Linked DNA regions of Mus musculus: region 1 is linked to region 2. The links are chromatin loops, found by intact Hi-C in ENCODE. Cell type or tissue: left cerebral cortex. All regions are shown on one strand. Links, peaks and the distances in the headings refer to the core of each region. The heading gives the core; the rest is flanking DNA. Region 1 has its middle 43 kb from the start of 4930556N09Rik. Region 2 holds the start of Btg1 (BTG anti-proliferation factor 1).

Region 1 (9,896 bases), core at 933-8,932, 460 kb after region 2:
CCTGAAATATTCTTCTCTTTGTCAATTAGCCATGCTCTTTTTATTAGAGAACAGCATTTGAAAGCTAAGATCTGAATGTTTGTTTTGCTTTTTGGTGCTGGGGCATCTGTTTCTAGCCCCTGTGTGCAGACAGAGAAGCAGGGCAGCTTTCATTACATTGCACCTCCTACATGCCAGACAAGATATAGGCACTATATATCATTTTATCTTCTCAAGGCAGTTTTATAGAGGTAGGGTTTATTAGACTCGTTTTACAGAGAAAGTAAGAGACTCCAATTACATACTATAGAACAAGGAGGAGAAAGAGCTACTGATAGAAGGTAGGTCTCTGGCCAGCAAATCACTTTAATTTTCCTTCAAATCAATAGGAATAGCCAGTTTTTATCTACTGCCCATTCTGTGTTCCTTTTTTCCTATTCTTTGCTTATTATTCTTTGCCATTATCCATTCCTTCTATTGTGCCCTACAGAGATTTGGTCTATATTGGTTAAATTCAGTCTGTAGAACTAATATCATCTTTTAAGTAGGTTTTAGTTCAATTATTAATCTTGTTATAAGATACACACTAAGAAATACCCTTCACAAAAAAAAGCATTTATAATTCTTTATTCATCAATATTCATCATATTGTACCAGTTCCAGTTTCAGGTGCTGGGTAGAATGATTAGTAAATTCCCCAAAAGTCCCACCTTCACAGAGCTTATGGTCTAGTTCTGAACAAAAGCTAACAGAGGTGAAAGATAGTAAGGGAATTCAATAGTTTATTTGATGCCCTGTGATAAAGTCAAGTAAAGAAGGGGCTGAGAAGAACTGGAGAGACTAAATTTTCAGTGAGCTGGTAAGGATCAATATGATAGCTGATGAAGGATGACTTGAGAATACCTGCATGAATAAATGAAGGAAGGGCACTGTGTCCAGAGAGAAAAACTGAGCCATGACTGTTCATGATTTTTGGAAATATAGAGTGAAAGGACCGAGAAATGAAAGCCGGGAGTGAGGCTAGCCTGGTCTACAAAGTGAGTTCCAGGACAGCCAGGGCTATACAGAGAAACCCTGTCTGGAAAAACCAAAAGAGAGAGAGATAGAGAGAGAGGGAGAAGTGTAACACACATGGAACTTTTAAAGCAGTTACAAAGGACGTGGCTTTTCCTATTCATAGTATGGATGATTATTTATTTATCTATACATTTATTTATTTATTGTTTGTTTGTTTGTTTGTTTGTTTGTTTGTTTTTCGAGACAGGGTTTCTCTGTATAGCCCTGGCTGTCCTGGAACTCACTCTGTAGACCAGGCTGGCCTCAAACTCAGAAATCTGCCTGCCTCTGCCTCCCAAGTGCTGGGGATTAAAGGTGTGCACGGCACGGAAGGTTTATAGAGTGCTTTCAATAGAGATATTACATGATATTTCTTTATAGAGAAAAATAAGACAAGATTGAGCCCAAGAGAATTGGGCATGGCTTGATATGATTCAACGATAATTTGGAACTACTTAGTAAATTGAGAGACAGAGGAAGATCGTCAAGATTCAGAGATACAACTTGAGTGAAGAAGATTTTCTTCATTATCAAGAACGGTCACAATTCAAAGCTCTTGCTCTGAAAGAGTGGAAAGAGGAGTTACTACTGTTTTAGGAAATGTTTTGAAACAGTAACTTCTCAGCTCAGGTTTGTATATGGTGGGTACTAGATCCACATGGACTTACACGATACAGCCTTTGTGAGCATCGAGGGTCCAGACATACATATATTTTTGAGCTTCCTTTTGGCAGACCTCAGTGTGTCAAAGCCACGATTAGCCTTTGTGTGGAGAAGAGACTGCATGAGAAGGCTGGGCAGTCTGAAATAGCAACATCAAAATGAGAAATTCAGGGGCTGAGAAGCTCACTCAGGAGTCAAAAGGCTTGTCACTTCTGTGTTAGGATTGGAGTTTGGATCTTGCCCAATGTAAATGCTCCATGTGTCTGAGCCCTTCTGGAATCCCAGCATGAAAATATTGAGACAGGAAGGTCCCCAAAGCAAGCCGCATCAGGGTCTCAGTGAGAGACCATGCATTACTAGATAGATAAACATGAGGCTGGGGATGTTTCCTGACATAAATGGCCAGTGTACACACACACACACACACACACACACACACACACACACACACGAGAGAGAGAGAGAGAGAGAGAGAGAGAGAGAGAGAGAGAGAGAGAGGGAGAGAGAGAGGGGAGAGAGAGAGAGAGAGAGAGAGAGAGAGAGAGAGAGAGAGAGAAAGAGAAAGAGAGAATGAAAGAGAGAGGAAGGGGAGGGGAGGGGGACAGGAAGGGGGAGGGAGGGAGAGACAGACACACAGAGAGAGGAATGTAAAAATAAAAACAAAACAACAAATATATTTTTTAAATTATGAAAGAATAATTCCATAAGAATCTATCAGCATTTGTGAAAACCCACCTGGAATCATCCAACTGTAAAGATATTAGTATGCTAAAAATGTACTTTCCATCTTCCTTCTGTACTACAATTTAATGGTCAACACAAAGCAAACCCAATAGTGATTTTGAAGGTCCTTTTTGCCCTTTTACCCTACAGGTCTTCTGAACATAAAGTATGGTTTCTGACTTAGTCTTTCTGTTGGAATCCACCGTGTGCCAAGGCATGTGTCTCTGTCCTTGTGTGTTTGTGTGCCTTTTCCTTGGCCCCTTTTCTTTTCTTGGCTTTGTCTCTTTTCTCTTATTTTGGTTTGTTTGTTTTGATTTTATCCTTTTATTTTATTTTGTTGTATTTGAGTATTTTTTAGATGCCTGATTTCTAATGAGAAAGAGAGAGAGAGAGAAAAGAGTGTAGATTTGAGCAGGAGGGGAGGTGGGAAAGATCTGGAAGGAGCTGAGGGAGGGAAAACCATAATCAGAATATATTATATGGAAAAAAATCAATTTTGAATCAATAAAACAAAAAAAATTGCTTTATTTTTCTCAACAACAGGACTTGATGATAATTTTGCATTTATCCCAAGCCCACTTTGTGTGCTGATGAGCATTTGTGTTTTCTGACTCCTCGGGTCTGAGTTGCGTTCTGCCTTTCCTAGGATCGGCTCTCACTTAAAAGGCTTCCTTCAGGAAGGTCTTCAGATGGTCAGCTAAACAGCTAATTAAAGGAGCAATTGCCAGGTAAGGTGGGACCTCGTGCACAGCCACCAACCATGGGTTGATAAAGGTGCAAATCTTGATGGGGAGAAAGAATGGTCTCATCAGAGTTTGCTACAGGGAGGTGATGAATCTTTCTTAGCGCCATGGCAACCACAAAAGGAGGGTCCATTTCTGTGATCACTTATGCTGGATATATGAGAAAAGTTCACATACATTCTTTAAAAAAAAAAAAAAAACCTTTTAAAAAGATTTATGTGTGCTAGTGTTTTGCTTGCATGTGTGGATGCTTTTTCCACATAAATGGGGGATCAATGTAAATGTGCCTAGAAGGGTTTGGAAGTCCCATCAAATGTTCCTAAAATGCCTGACAAGAACAGTGTCTTCTTCTTTTGTGAACTTCAGGAGGACTCGACAATCATGAAATTAAGACACTGCTGGCCTTTGGACTTGGAAGAGACATTTATTACTTAAGCCTGGTTTCATTAAAACAACTAACTACGTTGTTGTAAAAGGGGAGCATCAATGAAAGCCTTTACTCATCGCCTTTTCACGCACATATGTACCATCTACCTGCATACCTGACGCCTGCAGAGGTAAGAAGAGGGAGGTAGTTGGTTGGGAGCCACCCTGGGAATGCTGGGAGCCTAACCCAGGTCCTCAGCCAAGACAACAAAGTGCTCTTTACCACTGAGCCACTTCTCCAGCCCCTCACATTTATATTCTTCAAATATGCCTGTAGGCTTTCTCATTCCCTTTTGATTTCTGTTTTTAAAAATTAGCAAGCTTCCAGGAGGCTAATCCCCCTTAATTCTCATGTGGTTTAAATTAAATCTTAGCCTGGACATAAGCTGTGAATACTTTTATAAACCAGGAGCTTGGAGGGTAGATACAATTTTAAATTGAACTTTTTAATTTGTTTCCTGGCAATGTCTTTTTTTTTTTTTTTTTCTTTTTCTGGGCCTGAGGAATTTGACAGTGCCAAGAGTTGTGAATCAGTCCAGATCTCAACCAGATCTCAACCAAAACTGGCATGATGGGAAACAAATGGCCTTTGGAATACAAATGATGGAGGTCAGGGACTTGTTTTCTCATCTTCTGGAATGACTTTTGGAGTATGTGTATCAGGAAGTTGAGAAGGTTGAAAAAAAAAAAAAAGCCGAGTAAGGGATAAAATAGAGGGTTCATTTGAAAAATGGCTAAAAGAAAAATGCATTATGTTTAAATGTCTTTTCTACAAAAATTACAAATCATGAGCTGGAGCACAGACTGTGTTGCCATCCCTAGTGGAGAGGTAGATTCACGACAGCAGGAGCGCCGGGAATACATTTCCGTGGACTCCTTATGACTCAGAGTTGTTCATGTTAATTCTGTAATCCCTAAAAAGATCAACTCTATTTCTTTCCTTGGGGGAGTATTTTCAGATGGCTGTTAAAAGGCTTTCTTTTTCTTTCTTTCTCTTTCAACTGCTGGAGAGCAACTAGAAACAAATCTGTTCTTTCAAATAAATGTTCTGCCCATATGTTATTTTTCATGGGAAGCGATGGAAGTGTGAAGTCCTCTATTCTGCCTGCAGTCTTGCTCTGCCTGCCCAACCCCCACCCCACCATATGTAACACATCTTGAGAGAAGGGGAGGGAGGCTGAAAACAGTCCCTTGATCATTTGTGTGTGTGTTATTTGTGTGTTTTTCTAAAACAGAAATGTGGGGGAGGTTACTCATACAAAGAGTAGATGACCACCTCAGCTATTATAGAGAGTGTCCGAGGGAAGGGAATGAGCACTAGAAACAGCAACAACAACAACAACAAAAAACCATGTGATGGTTGTGAACATGAACTACAGTCCTTATATTTTCATTTGGTGGAAGATAGACATGCCAAGGGCTTCAGAAAAAAAAGAAAGTTGTGCATCTATTTGTGGTACCACCACCCACCTGTGTAATTTAAGAAGTTTCCCTGAATAAAGAGGAATGTACAGTGTACTTATGGATAATAATAAATAATCCATGGGCCAGACTGAGCGGAGTTGACCAGAGTAAGGGGGCCAGGCCAACTGGAGTGAGCTGGGTTGACCGGAGTGAGCAGAGGTCCTAAATTCAATTCCCAACAACCACATGAAGGTTCACAACCATCTGTACAGTCACAGTGTACTCATATACATACATACATACATACATACATACATACATACATACATACATACATACATACAGTGTTAATGGGTGAATTTAATAAAACCATTCCAGAAAAGTGATGCGGATATAGTAGGTGTTTAATGCACGTTAGTTTATTTCCTCTCAATCTTTCATAAGCAAAAAAAAAATCTAGTTTCTGTTTATGATTTATGGATTCTCAGCCAAGGCAATGAACAGATCCAGTGCATGTTGGACACTAAAAGCTTTACAGAAAATGTGTTCCCTGCTAGAAAGTTACCTTACGTTGATTTCTTTTAGCAAAACTTCCATACAGCTTGAAAACTTGGGCGTTTAAGTACAGACTGGTATTTTAGGAAAATTTAACCCCAGGTCAAATGTTTTACGTTGGGAAAATAGTCTTTGATGTTTGAAAGGGCCTGAGTGTTATGCCTAGAGCCAAATGTGTGGGATAGTTCACCCTTGCGAATTGAAACATCAAAAAAGATTTGCATTAATTTCCTGCAAACCAAATATGTAGAGTTTCATGCAGCTTTAATTGAAATGTAATAACTGTTTACAGACTTGACTGCACCATCTCCACAGAGTAATTGCCTTTCCACCCCGAGCAAATGGGGGTAATGTAAATGTGCCTAGAAGGGCTTGGAAGTTCCATCAAATGTTTCTAAAATGACTATTATGACTTCTCTTCTTTCCTGAACTCAATAAGAATTGGACTATTATGAAATCGAGACACTGCTGGCCTTGGACGTCAGAAGAGACCTTTACTACTTAAGCCTGGGCTCATTAAAACATGAAACTGTGTGGTTGTAAAAGAGAGCATCAATAAAAAGCAGCCACTTACTGCCTTTGCATACGCTCTGCACTGAGTTTAACAAGGAAGACGCACCTCGGCTGTTTATTCACAGTCTCTGTGTTCTCATCTGACATGGAGAACTGGTCAACTTGAAGTACTCTGTTGCAATGGGTCCTTTGAGACAATGCTAAGGAATCCTTTCAATGGAGAAAATGAAGAGCTCTTCCGCTCAATGCAGTGGAAAAGACAGCTCTTTTCTCTTAAGCAAAACAAAAAATAAAAACAATGAATATTTCAGATACAGCTCAATAAAAGAGAAGGAAGTTTTTGATTCCCCAATGCAAGGGCTTTAGAATATACTCAAAAGTGATAAGACTACCCAGTCTGCTTTTCTGATGTTGCACTAAAACTGATGTGTTAGAATGGCGGGTCATGTCTCAACAGCACACTAGACCAAGACAGTTCCACGTGGAAGAGGTTTTATTGGGAGAGAGAGAGAAAGTGGTGGAAGAAAGAGAAGAAGAGAGAGAGTGAGGGAGGGGCGTTCTCCTTATTTACATGGAAAATGACATAACGCAGGTAAAGATGGGATGTGAGCCAAGTAGATGCTGGGAATATGTTGTAGGTCGCGTAGTTGCCTATGTGATGTCATAGGGTTGGGAGGTCCTGATGCCAATATACCTCCCTTCTTGTTATTGTAAATAGAAGGAAAGAAAAAGAGAGGGGGAGCCGGGCGGTGGTGGCACACACCTTTAATACCAGCACTTGGGAGGCAGTGGCAGGCAGATTTCTGAGTTCGAGGCCAGCCTGTTCTACAAAGTGAGTTCCAGGTCCGCCAGGGCTATACAGAGAAACCCTGTCTCGAAAAAACAAAACAAAGCAAAGCAAAACAAAACAAAACAAAATAACAAAAAAAAAAAAGAGAAAGAGAGAGAGAGAAAGAAAAAGAGAGGGGAGAAGCTGATGGTGAAAAGGGAACAAGGGTGTCATGTCTCAGCAGCTGCTTCCTGCTGTCTAGGGCCGTTGTTCATTTTGGGGTGTAGGAAGGAAAATGTTTATGTTTCTACTCAGAGTTTTGGGGTACACCTATAAATAGAATTGATACAGACAGAATAAAAGGAGAAGAACGTGTTTATGTGCTTAAATGTTATACGTTATTGGTACCTCTGAGGAAGGGAAGACCTAAAGAAGATGAGCAATTTGAATTTTTATGTGTTGAATATTTTGTTTTATTTATATTATGAATATTCCTATTAAAATATATTATTTGTTACAATATAGATATAATATTATATTTATATTTATGGTATGTTTCATTTACACTATAATCTAAATATTATACATATATTTAAAAATTATATGTAATTTATATAAATGTGTATTGTATATTTAGTTATATGAGAAGAAGTAGGAATTGTGAAAACATAACCAAGGCTAGTGAATTGTTGAGAAGTATCCATAAAAATAAAGCCAGCTTACCAGGGTTTTCTCTAAGCAATTCTGTCCACCTTGACTCTCAATCCCTGGTGATAAGATGGCTGCCTTCCATACAGGACTTTATTGGACCTAATAGATTTTTAAAAACATTTTTCAGCTCAAAATAATCCTCATAGCCAAAGGGTATATTTTAAGAGAGTGTATTCTGCTGTCTTTCTGTCTATATTACAAGTTCTGAAAAACAGTAGCTTTCAGCAGTGGTTCTCAGCAAAGGTTAATTATGTCCCTTGGAAGGTGGGAGGTGGAATTGTGGGTCATGTGTCAATACTGATGACATCTGTGGTTGTCATAATGAGTGGAATGCTGCCTAGAGATGCTGCTAAGTACAGGGAAATGCAACCCCACAACTTGATCCAAAATGTCCTCCAGGCCAAAGTAGAAAAAGCATTTCTTAAATATTGTTCATTTCTATTTATTTGTATAGGAAGACTAAAAAAATTTTTTCAGATAATTTTAAGAGCTTTTGGAGTAAAGAAAATTCAATAAATGTCTACTGTTTTAACATGAAAACTATTTCCTATGGATAATATGTTTATCACACTAAGTTTCAGTATAAAACAGGGAAAAGTTAGTGTTGTTAATTGGCTCAGCAAAATTTAATGTAAGGGATTAAAACCAAGCATATGCCCAATGGTCAATTTAACGGTACCTTCCCCAAAGATCAGGGGATCTTATAATCAGCTTCCTAACTGAAGTCCTCAGCATCACTCCCTGGAAGATTAAGTGTTGATTTGATCATGTGAAACTCCAAAGTTATAAAGTTCTCTGTATCAGTGATATTCTAAATGTGTGACTGTATAAACCTTTTCTAATTGTTGAATTCAGCTGGCCCGGGGTGGGGGTGGGGTGGGGGTGGTGAGCGTAGGAAGACAACGTGAGGCTTGACAGAAGAATTTGTATTCAACTTCATTGCAATCTCTCCCTCTCTCTGGGATTAATTAGAGCGGAGGATTTCATTTGAAAGCATTCTTTCCCTTATTTTGCAGGTTTCAGTTAATGAATTCTGAAGAAATGTCCTCAGTTTTAGTGTTTGCTGCATACATCTACTCAGTACTACTAGTATGAGGAAGAGGAGGGAGGGGAAGAAAGCACGTTTTAAAAGGACACAGATACTTACACCCAACCATTGGACTGAAGTCAGGGACCCCTATGGAGGAATTGGGGGAAAGACTGAAGGGTCTGAAGGTGATGGCAACCCCATAAGAAGACCAGCATTCTCAACTAACCCTGACCCCTGGATGCTCCCAGAGTCTGAGCCACCAACCAAGCATACACAGGCTGGTCTGAGGCCCCTGACATACATAGCAGGGAGTTGCCTGGTCTGGCCTCAGTGAGAAAGATATGCCTGATCCTCAAGAGACTTGAGGCCCCAGGGGAGGGGGATACCCAGGATGGAGGACCACCTTCTTGGAGGTAAGGGGGAGGAGGAATTGAATGAGGAACCAGGGAGGAGGTTAGGGAAGGGGGTAATGACCAGAGTGTAAATAAATAAAATAATTAATTAAAAACCATGCACATAATAGCTTTCGTTGCTGACCCCTGTCCATCCCATTAAGAAGAATGTATAAGAAGCACCTACCAGTTTTTGCTTATTTTTCTTGACTCTATTACTGTTACTGTGGAGTATGAGGTGTGTTCATGATGTGTGTAAGTGGCACACATATCATGGCTCACATCATGATGTCAGAAGCACAACTTTATGAAATTGAGTCTCTCCATCTACCTTCATATGGGTCTTGGAACTCAGACTCCAGTCACCAGGTTACACAGTGCCTTTACCCAGGAGCCAACTTGTCAGCTCCTGATTTTAAAGTCTGACATTTATTCTAATCATATGTTAAATTTGAGTCAAGTGGCATTTACTATGGAGTTTCAACATTAATGCTCAAAAATGTTAACTTTTTATGATTAAAAATTGCTAAATTCTGGTGACTTATCACTAGGAAAAATGATGAGACGGGCAGTCTTTTAATGTGACTTTAAATAATCTTTAGAAATATGATGTATGCAATAGTTGGAACTTCAGCTTATCCTAATTCAAATTTCTTGAAAACCATTACGTCTTTCTGATTACTAAAATTTCCACCATCAGGACCTTATCCACCCCATCCTCCATACACTCTTACTGTGAAATATTTCTATATTGTTTTAAATATCCCAGAGAAAATGTATTTCAGTGCACGTTACTAAGTTCTGCCAACGTTTTATGCAGTTGGTTTGTTTTGGCTCATGTTAACATGAATATCCTTCTTCTAAGCCTGCTGATTATCTCTCCAATGTAATTCCTCATGATGCTTCCTGATACTATAGTGGTCAGAATCTGC
Region 2 (9,896 bases), core at 963-8,962:
CACACACACACACACACACACACACACACACACATATATATATTTTAAAGTGGTGTGTATTGCATCTGATGACCAACTAAACTCTAAATATTTATTTCCATCTGGTAGAGTTCAACTTCTGCCTCTTGTTTGCTTTCTTCTTCCTGCCTGGACTTCATTGTTTTCTCTCCCTTCTCCTACTTTAAGAGAGTTGGGTTAACCCTATTTTGGGTCTAATAGTTTTAGCAGGCTCATGCTTTCCTTTTTTTCTAGGCTGTTTACAACCGTCTTTGCCAGTAAATATGGGTGTCTATGCTTAACACTCTCGACAAGCTTAAAGTTTTATCTTATGTGTCAACAGCAGCACAACTCTAAAGTTCTGACATCACTTGAACTAGAAAAACGAATTTGTTGTGCCTTTCTAAAATACATATGCAGATTTTTATGAGTTTCAAGGCTCATCTTCTCCCCCCCCCCAGCCCCCCGGGGTTCTGCAAACCCTAGGGGCAATGGCTTGGATTAAGCCGCAGGATAGCTCCAGGGAGCGAGTCCTTCCTTCCATTCCCTAGCGGAGCCTTAGTCTCCGCCACCGCACGCTCCTCCCGCCAGGGCTGCCAGCCAAGCCGGCTGGAACTGGGCTCAGATGTAAACATGGGGTACGCAAAGGACTGGGGCTGCGGAGACCGAACCTCAGTCCTGAGGTTCCAGCCACACCGCAGTAAGTGAGGAACCCGGAGCCCGCTCGGGGACTGGAGGGTCCCCGCTGGCCCGAACCGGGGGCGGAGCTAGCTCGGGGGCGGAGCTTTCACACGCGCCTCCTTGGCTTCTTTCTCCGCCCTCCACCGCTCCGGAGTCTCAGGCTGCCACTCGGGGGGTTTATTTGTTTACAAGCAGATTACGTCAGCTCCTCCCTCTCATCCCGGCCTCTGGGCACGCCCCCTGGCGGCCTTTCTCCCGCCCCCTCCAGCCCCGAATCTGCCTGCGTCACAATGGTGCGATCTCCGGATTGGCTGGCGTCCGCCCTCACGCCCCGGGTACGCCACTTCCTTTCCGCAGCCCTATAAAATGAGCTGCACGGCGGCGGCAGCTCTTCGCCCCTCGGAGCTGGAAATGCAACTCTCGGGATCCTCGGAGGCTACCGAGCTGGAGGCGGAGGCGGCTGGGGAGGTCCGAGCGATGTGACCAGGCCGCCATCGCTCGTCTCTCTCTGTCTCTCCTGCCGCCTCCTGGCTTGAAAATAACTTTTTTACTCTAAAGGAAAGAAAAAAAATCCCCTAGAACCAGTAGCCGTCCGCGCCTCGCGCCCTCGCTTCCTCTCGGCCGTCGGGTCTGGGCGAGAGCCCGGGGTGGCCGCTTCGCCGTCGGGGCCGAGCCCCGGCCGCCCCGGGCCACCCCCGGCCGCCGCCCCCATGCATCCCTTCTACACCCGGGCCGCCACCATGATAGGCGAGATCGCCGCCGCGGTGTCCTTCATCTCCAAGTTCCTCCGCACCAAGGGGCTCACGAGCGAGCGACAGCTGCAGACTTTCAGCCAGAGCCTGCAGGAGCTGCTGGCAGGTGAGCGGGGCGCGGGGACCGTCGCGGGTCGCCACTAACGGGCGCGTCCCGGTCGTGGCTGGGGGAGGGGGGGGGAGCTGGGCGGCGGGGCGCCGCGACACGCACAACAAAGGATCCGAAGCGGGGCGACGCGGAGCTGCGCCCCGACGGCTACCGGCCGGTCGCGGGGGACAAAAGACCCAGGGCCCGGAGTCCCGTCGGTCTCCTCTGCCGGGTCGCCGCGACCGTTGCGAGAGTCTGCGGCTGAGCCCCTGGGTGGCTTGTCGCCTCTGTGTTTCGGAGCCGGCCCGGGACGGACGTGCCAGGTCTCCGCACCTCCTGTGCCTCTTGCCCATTAATCATCGGATTTGTCACCGGTACAATTACAACCCAACCCAGATCTTGGTTTAAGGTTTCTTGGGTTTTCTTCCCTTTGGGGTTAACTGGCCATAGTGGCGTTGTCTTGCCCCCACCCCCCACCAGTTCCATAAAGTCTATTGTATGGGACCCCGTTGGGGTGGAGAAAGTAAACAGGTTCCCGCCCGCTTGCCTGTGCCATCCAGCTAGTTGGCCATCCAGGGCTGCGCGCGGGATTCCTGTTTTGGCGGCTCAACCGGTCAGTACCCGGACAGTGTTTGCCACAGTGTCTTTGCTTTCTCTATTCTGTCTCACGACAGCGAATTCGGTCCCGGACATTTGTGAAAGTTGGTGGTTTTCATTTTCGCTTCGCTAAGAAGCTAGCAGCAGGAGGAGGAAAGTACGCTACGGTACGGCTGCGTTGACTACCGTCCTGAGCATTGTTTCTCTGTTCTTTTCTTCCACAGAACATTACAAACATCACTGGTTCCCAGAAAAGCCGTGCAAGGGATCAGGTTACCGTTGTATTCGCATCAACCATAAGATGGATCCTCTGATTGGACAGGCAGCCCAGCGGATTGGACTGAGCAGTCAGGAGTTGTTCAGGCTTCTCCCAAGTGAACTCACACTCTGGGTTGACCCCTACGAAGTGTCCTACCGGATTGGAGAGGATGGCTCCATCTGCGTGCTGTACGAAGCCTCACCAGCAGGAGGTAGCACTCAAAACAGCACCAACGTGCAAATGGTAGACAGCAGAATCAGCTGTAAGGAGGAACTTCTCTTGGGCAGAACAAGCCCTTCCAAAAACTACAATATGATGACTGTATCAGGTTAAGATATAGTCTATTGGATGGATCATCTTATAATGGATGGATGAATTTGATTTTTTTTGCTTTGGGTGGGCTCCTCTTGGGGATGGATTATGGAATTTAAACCATGTCACAGCTGTGAAGATCTGGCACAAGATAGAGTGGTAATAATTTTTTTATTTCTTTCTTTTTTTTTTTTTTTAATTTAGTGACAGTGCCATAGTTTGGACAGTACCTTTCAGTGATTTAAATAGCCTGTGAGTCCAAGGAAAGGATCACTTTATTTGCTAGGGAGTGAAGTCGAAGGGTGGTTTCAGTTTCTCCCAGACCTTATACCCAATTTGTCACAGCAGTCCCTTTAAGGAAATTCTGTCTTTCAAAGAACCCTCTTTCGCAGTCAACCTTGCAGGGGAATTTGCACTATTACACTTGAAAGTTCTCAGTAACTTTTTTGGCAGCTCAATAGGAAAGCTCAATGTTTTAAGCATGGTAGTACTGGAAAAATTTTTACACGGAGACTTTTACCTAGCACTTAAAATGTATAAATGTACATAAAGACAAACTTAGTACGCATGACCTGGGGGAAATGGTCAGACCTTGTGTTTTTGGCGTTGAGAGTAGGGAGCGACCAGGCTCTGCCATGGCAGCAGGCTTTGAAAAGACCCTTCAAAAAGACACTGTCTCAACTGTGGTTGTTAGCACCAGCCAGCTCTCTGTACATTTGCTAGCTTGTAGTTTTCTAAGACTGAGTGGAGTAAACTTCTTATTTTTAGAAAGTGGAGGTCTGGTTTGTAACTTTCCTTGTACTCAATTGGGTAAGAGTCTTTCCCACAAACCACCATCTATTTTGTGAACTTTGTTAGTCATCTTTTATTTGGTAAATTATGAACTGGTGTAAATTTGTACAGTTCATGTATATTGATTGTGGCAAAGTTGTACAGATTTCTATATTTTGGATGAGAAATTTTTCTTCTCTCTATAATAAATTGTTTCTTATCTTGGCATTTTAATCAATCTCTTGTCATGATTACAGAGGTTCAGCTACAAAATATTTTTCTCAGACGTCTTAGATTTGTAAGCTGTGTGGATGTCACTTGCACACTGGTCACACAAACACATTGGGAGAGGTGTAATTAGAAACTAATCAGAAGGAACTAGAGGAAGGCTTTTAGATTTTTTAACTCAGGTTAAAAGCATGGACACATTCACAAGCTAATGATCTCATGAGGATAAAGACAGAGGTAACATCTTCCAAAAGTGGCGATGCCCAAAGGATCCCAGTCACTGCTTCCTGGGGAAGTGAAGATAACAATCCTCTCTGGCCCTCCTTTGAGAAACAGTTCTTTTGCCCCCTTGGATTTGTTCCTTTAGAAAATCCTGGGGCAGGTGACCTATAGCCTTAAAGAACAGGCTTATCACAGCAGAGCCATCTGCCGCTTTCTGGTTCTCATCTTGCAAGAGTTACATAAAATAAAATCCCCTAAGCTGGAATCCAACAACAGGTACGTTGATGCACTTCTTTTCTCAAAAGTTGAAGCCCTGGCTTTGTCCGCATTTCCATAGCAGGGGAAACTGAGTGTTGTGCTGGAGGTTAGTAACGTGTACCTCATGGGCAAAGACATGCTGCTAGTTTGGGGGTTGTAGAAGATAAACTGATATTTTGGTGGAAATTGAAAGCAGAAATTTGAGTTCTGCTTTACAGTTAAAATTAACTGGATTGGGGGAGGGGCAGCATGTGAAAACATGTGAACACTGGGAATTGAGGCAATTTAAATGACTTTAAGTCAGTAATTGTTCTAAGTCAGTAGTATTTCCAAACAAATTGGAGGTTTTTTGGTTTTGTTTTGTTTTGTTTTTTAATTTGTAATAAGTTTCCCTGATACTTTTATTAACGATCCAGAAACACATCACTAAACCCTAAACATGCCATGTATTTAAGAGTACGAATGGAATTCATATATTTTTGTCAGTAGGCTATTTGGAAGAGTTTGGATTTTGTTTCCCTTATTTTGCTTTCTGAGATGGTCTCTTGTTCTATATGTAGCTCAGGCTGGCCCCCCCACTCTAGATCTTCCTGCTTTAGCCCCCAGAATGCAGGCGTCTCGGATAATATGGCACAGCTCCAGACCAGGAGCTCAGATTCTTCTTCTTTCTACACAATAATGGGTCTCATTGTGACATTTTTTTTAAATGACATATTTCATCTAGCCCTTTCTCTAAAAGGTCCCTCATTTCAAATTTGAGTTTGAGCATTATATCCCAGGCTGGTTTAAAGCAGGTCTCACTCTCCTGCTGGCCAATTTGTGTATCATTTGGGAACTCCTTGGAAGCTGCCTGACTGGCTTTGAACACTGGACTCTTCCACACTGTTCAGGTCTATCCTGAGTACCTAAGATGTCATCATCATAAATGAAATAGAGAAGTGTCTTTGACTTTGCTGTCAAGACTTTTTGTTGCTGCTTGAACAAAAGAAGCGCCTATTCAAACTGCAGTTTTAGAGTTCAGGTGACATCCGGCCTGTGAAGCCTGCAAGTATCTCAGACCTAGCATCCAGCTGTTTCCTGTGACTCTCACCTCCATTCCCCAGACCACTGAGCCGAGCCTGTGTGTGCAGCACAGCATAGCTACTTGAGTAGTTCGTGCCAACTGCTTCTGGCTAATGTTTGGTTTAGCTATTTTAACAAAACAAAAAAACTGAGTGTCTGCTGCTGTGTCATTTACTACCAGTTTTTTGTTTTTTTGTTTTTTGTTTTTTTTTTTTTTTTTTTTTATTTCGAGAGGTGTAATTTAAAAGGGTTTACACTGCCCAAATTAAAGAAAAAAAATAATTTATAAAAGATGACTGCTAAAATTAGGAATTCATAATTAACAGTAAGTTTGAGGACTTATTTTTACAAGTTGGGTCTTGCTTTGTGATCCTAAAACAAGCCTTGACATGCTAATGTTTTGTTTTGAGACCAGAGGTCTTGAGGCTCTGGGCTAGCCTTGAACTTGCCATATAGCTAAGGAAGACCAGAATTCCTGATCCTCCTGTCTGACTGAGATTACACTTAGCACCATGAAGCCTGGCTTGATGTGGACTGTAGGAAAATTACCCCATTCAATACAGGATGTGACTATCCCTTATGTCATCCTTACCTTTGAGATAGTTCTGGAATTGCAGGCCTTTCTGCCGGAAGTGGCTTTCTGTTATGATTGTTTATGAGGTTTCTTTGTCGCCATAACTCACACTTTGACAAGTAATTTTTGGGTTTTTTGTTTGTTTTTTGAAAAAGGGTCTCACTGTGTATCCTTGACTGGCTCGGAGCTCAGTATGTACACCATGATACCCTGGAACGCAGAGATTTACCTGTCTCTGCCTCCCAAATACTGGAATTAAAGGCGTGCACCACCACACCTGACTAGTAATTTTGCTGTAAATATTAACGGGGTTTGAGCTTCACATTCCAAGGAAGGGAGGGAGGGGTCCTGGTGTCCATGTTTAGTGATTAAAGGTTTCTGGGTCTCCCCCCACCTTAGGACTCTTCCCTGGTCATATATTAATGATTTTTGAGACTTCTTCGTCTTTATAAATTTAGCGGGCTGCATTTTGCATGTGAAAGTTTAAAGAAACTTGCCCCGTCTTTTTCCGATTTCAGGTTGTGGTGCTTTCGATAAGCTTCTCGGAGTTTGCCAGCAGCTTTAGAAAGCATCATCACCTGAAACTGCAAAGATTTTGTTTACCTACGGGGAGCACGCAGAGCCCAGATGACGCTGTCTTTGCAGTCAAACTTTTACAGGTGGACCCTGTCAGTCTGCCCAGTTCATTTTTTGTGTCAGGACCGTAGCTGAGTCAAAACATCTTTTAGGGTAAAATGCCCTGTGTTACAAATTGGACTGAGCTGCGACACAGGCTTCCTGCCAGGATTGCAGACTTGGGTAATCCAGAGAAATGTGTATTGTTGGTAGTTTCTGGTGGTTTAGTTTATGCTTAAGTTAAAAAGCAGCATTGCTAAGGTGTTGTGTCTTGATTTTGAGCTGCTCCAGGGTAAACCTCCTGTTAGCAGTGAGGTTTGATAACATGTTTTTAAAACCATTTGTGGAATATTAACACTAGTGTTCTGATTGCAGCTTTAAATCAGTCGGATTTATGAATAACTTCATTGCTTAGGTTGTCAAACAGGAATTAAAAAAAAAAAAAGACACCCATCATAAAATTGTATTCCTTTTTCTTCTTTGAATGCCTCCATTGGTAGATACTCTTAAGGAATATTCCAAGCTTCAATTTCTGATACCTATGAGCCTTCCTGCTACGTACTATAGTACTGACGACACAGAGCTCCTTTGGGGATTTGCGTACCCCCAGGGAATACTGATGGCAAAGAAGTTATTTGAATCGTCTGAGAGTCAAACAGAAGGAACTAGAAACTGGGGGAACTTAACACATTAAAGGGTTAGTGAGGGCTCACTTGCTGGGGTCAGACATGAGTCTTGAGGAGTGCACATGAGTCTTGACAGAGTTGGACAAACTGTTTAAACATGTAGGTCCAAGTGGTAGGTTATTGAGCCTTTATATAGAAACTAACCTTGAGGGATGTGTAGACAAGGAACATACAGAAGGCTAAGCTTAAGGGCATTTCAGAAAGCAAACAGATCATACACCTTTTGTTCTTGGGGATTTTGAAATGATGCTTTTTAAAAGCTTCATTAAGAAACAGTGGTATCCTCTTTTCTTCCTCCCTTAGATAGTGAAGGCCATTTGTGACCCTGTTCTTGGTAGGACAAGGATGACTAATCCTAGACCAGACCTACAACATCAGAATGACCACTGGGCAGGAAGTTAACTTGAGTTAGCTGGATTCCTGTATTTGGAGACACTACCTCAGATTAACGCTGACAGAAGACACCATGGCTACATTGGTCTTTAGTGAGCCTTTAGATGGTCATCTCATAGCATGCCATTTTGACAATATTTTTGTAGTTTTCATGTGTATTACAAAGGCACTGGCAGAGAGGCAGGCAGGTCTCGTAGCAGTTGAGCCCAGTCTGGTTTACACAGCCAGTTCCATCCAGGTCAGCCACAACTATACAGTAAGACTTTGTGTTTCAAAAACCACAGAAACCAAATCTATGTCATTGTCTTTGTAAGCATAAAACATTTTTATGGATGAGTCCATGATCAGCATATTCCTGAGATGATTTTTCTAGATTCGTAGCAAAGTAAGAGGAGTACTTCCTGTTTAAGTATGACTTAAAATTGTGACTTTAATTGTCCTTTAAGTGATAAGTCATTCACCAGGAGCTGTTGGAACAGTACGGTGAGGGTCACCTCACATAGCTTTAGCTTATCTACATCATTGCTTGCATAAAATTAAGTCATTTTTCAGTCAACACATGACCCCAAATCGTTACTGCCAACTCAAAGTCTTGTGTGTCCCTCTGTATCCCATGGTGGCATGCAAAGGCTCTCAGGGACTTTAATGCTGTTAAGCTGACTTGATGAACTCAGAGCAGCGCTTCATTGTTTGTAGCTGTCACACTATAGCCAGAAGTCTCTCTACCTTTCCCCTTTCCATCTAAGCCATCCCTACCTTTTTGGAAAGATGACTAACCAATGGACTATATTTGAGAAGACTCCATAAACGAACATAAGTGTAAATTGGTTAGACATGACAGTTACACCGTAAACAGGACTGAATCTGTTTTGTAGTTTTCATCCATGATAATTTTGTACCCTTGGGTCAATAAGCTAAATGGGTTTGTGCTCCTAGAAAAAGGGCTTGTGAGGCTTGTGATGATCAGTGCCTACTGCCATTGGCTCTTTCACCACCTGGGTTGGATCGACAGGTAGACCAGGACCTTTTATGTTTCATTTTCTGGGTAGAACATTAAGATAGCTTAATTTGCCCCAATGCCAAACATCTAGTATGCCATGTGAACTCAGGCCTTTCTGACTTTGGAACCAGGCACATAGCCATAGGGATATTGCCCTGGGTGATTTGCCTACACTTTGCATGGACTGAGTGATAGAACTTCACATTGCTAATTGGCCATCTCTGGACAGTCTTGAAATGGCCACACCCAGGAGATAACACTGTTTGCTATGAGGCCTCTCTCCTTCTTAGACAAGTTGGCCCTTGGTGTAAAAGGAATATTAGACACAATTCGTCCTTGGCCTGTGTCAGGCTCTTTGGGACTTTGAGCAGTCCCTTAACCTCTCTGAGTCATTCTATATAGATAAATGGGCCTGCTTGTTGACCAGACCAAATAAACAAGCGAAACCACATAACAGGACATTTGTAAGATGGATGTTTGGAATTTGAATACTTTATCATGGATTCCAAATTAAACACAGCAAGTAAGGTTTTCCCCTCAGATGTTCAGTCATAGCATGATTTTGCTTAGAATCCCTTTCTCTTTCTCTCTCTCCCTTTTCTTAATTTTCCTTTCTTTTCTTTTTTCCCCTTTCTTTTCCTTTCTTTTCTTTTTTCCCTTCCTTGCTTCCTTCCTTTCTTCTTCCTCCTTCCCCCCCCCCCCCCCCCCCGAGACAGGGTGTCTGTCTATAGCCTTGGCTGTCCTGAAACTCACTTTATAGATCAGACTAGCCTTGAACTCACAGAGAGCTGCCTGCCTCTGCTGGGCTCAAAGGCACGCGCCACCATCACTCAGCCAGAGCTTAGAGTGTCTTAAAGTCTACGTTAGACAGGACCTGTAAAAATGTACTTGGGCTTTAAAATAGAAGGAAGAGTTGTTCCTCAATTTGGAAGACTGGACCTCCAGATAGCCTAGGCCTTGATCTTTCTTTCACAGAATTTTCTGAGCTAGATTCTTATCATCATGGCTCAGAACTAACTCTTTTCAGTTTAAAAGGGGGGGGGGGGTCCTTTCAGATCCTCGTTCTAAATTGGATGCAGGTTGAATTGAGAGATGGTGTCATTCTACCCGGTGTGTGTAGCAGTGTAATCCCTGCAGAAACAGTTTACATCCATTCTGTGGCTCAATTCTTAGTGGTCCTTGCTATATGGGAGTACACGGACTTTGCTCCATGCGGTCCCTCAGGTCATTTGCATTCACTACACCAAACAGTGCCTCTCAGTCTCTTCCTAATCTGGAGTGGTCTGAGTGCTTCCCTGGCTGCAAAGGAAAGCGGCCTTTTGATACCTTAGCTGCTTGGGGTTGGGTTTCTTCACGTGTAACCAAGTGCAGTGCTTGCTTGAGCCCCCACTAGTATCACTG

Evidence for each region. Peaks named below come from ENCODE experiments on the same cell type or tissue, not always from the same donor. Only the 100,000 strongest peaks of a DNase experiment are listed, where the experiment ranks them.
Region 1: it touches region 2 in a loop (2.1-fold over the local background); 3 of 42 quality-filtered maps call a loop at or near these places.

What each region holds. Positions count from the first base shown.
Region 1 is chr10:97,073,658-97,083,553 of GRCm38, forward strand. No RefSeq gene overlaps it. Among named protein-coding and RNA genes, the nearest start is that of 4930556N09Rik, 43 kb to the left of the region's middle. In left cerebral cortex, for the core only: a CTCF peak has its summit at 4,407; DNase peaks (open chromatin) are centred at 4,486 and 4,661.
Region 2 is chr10:96,615,937-96,625,832 of GRCm38, forward strand. Btg1 (BTG anti-proliferation factor 1) reads left to right here and starts at 1,065. Exons shown (of 2, transcript NM_007569.2): 1 at 1,065-1,536; 2 at 2,340-6,877. The coding sequence starts at 1,389. The coding sequence ends at 2,707. In left cerebral cortex, for the core only: CTCF peaks have their summits at 2,584 (motif pointing right) and 4,963; DNase peaks (open chromatin) are centred at 1,416, 1,811, 2,167, 2,513 and 4 more places; H3K4me3 peaks cover 5,776 bases; H3K27ac peaks cover 1,730 bases.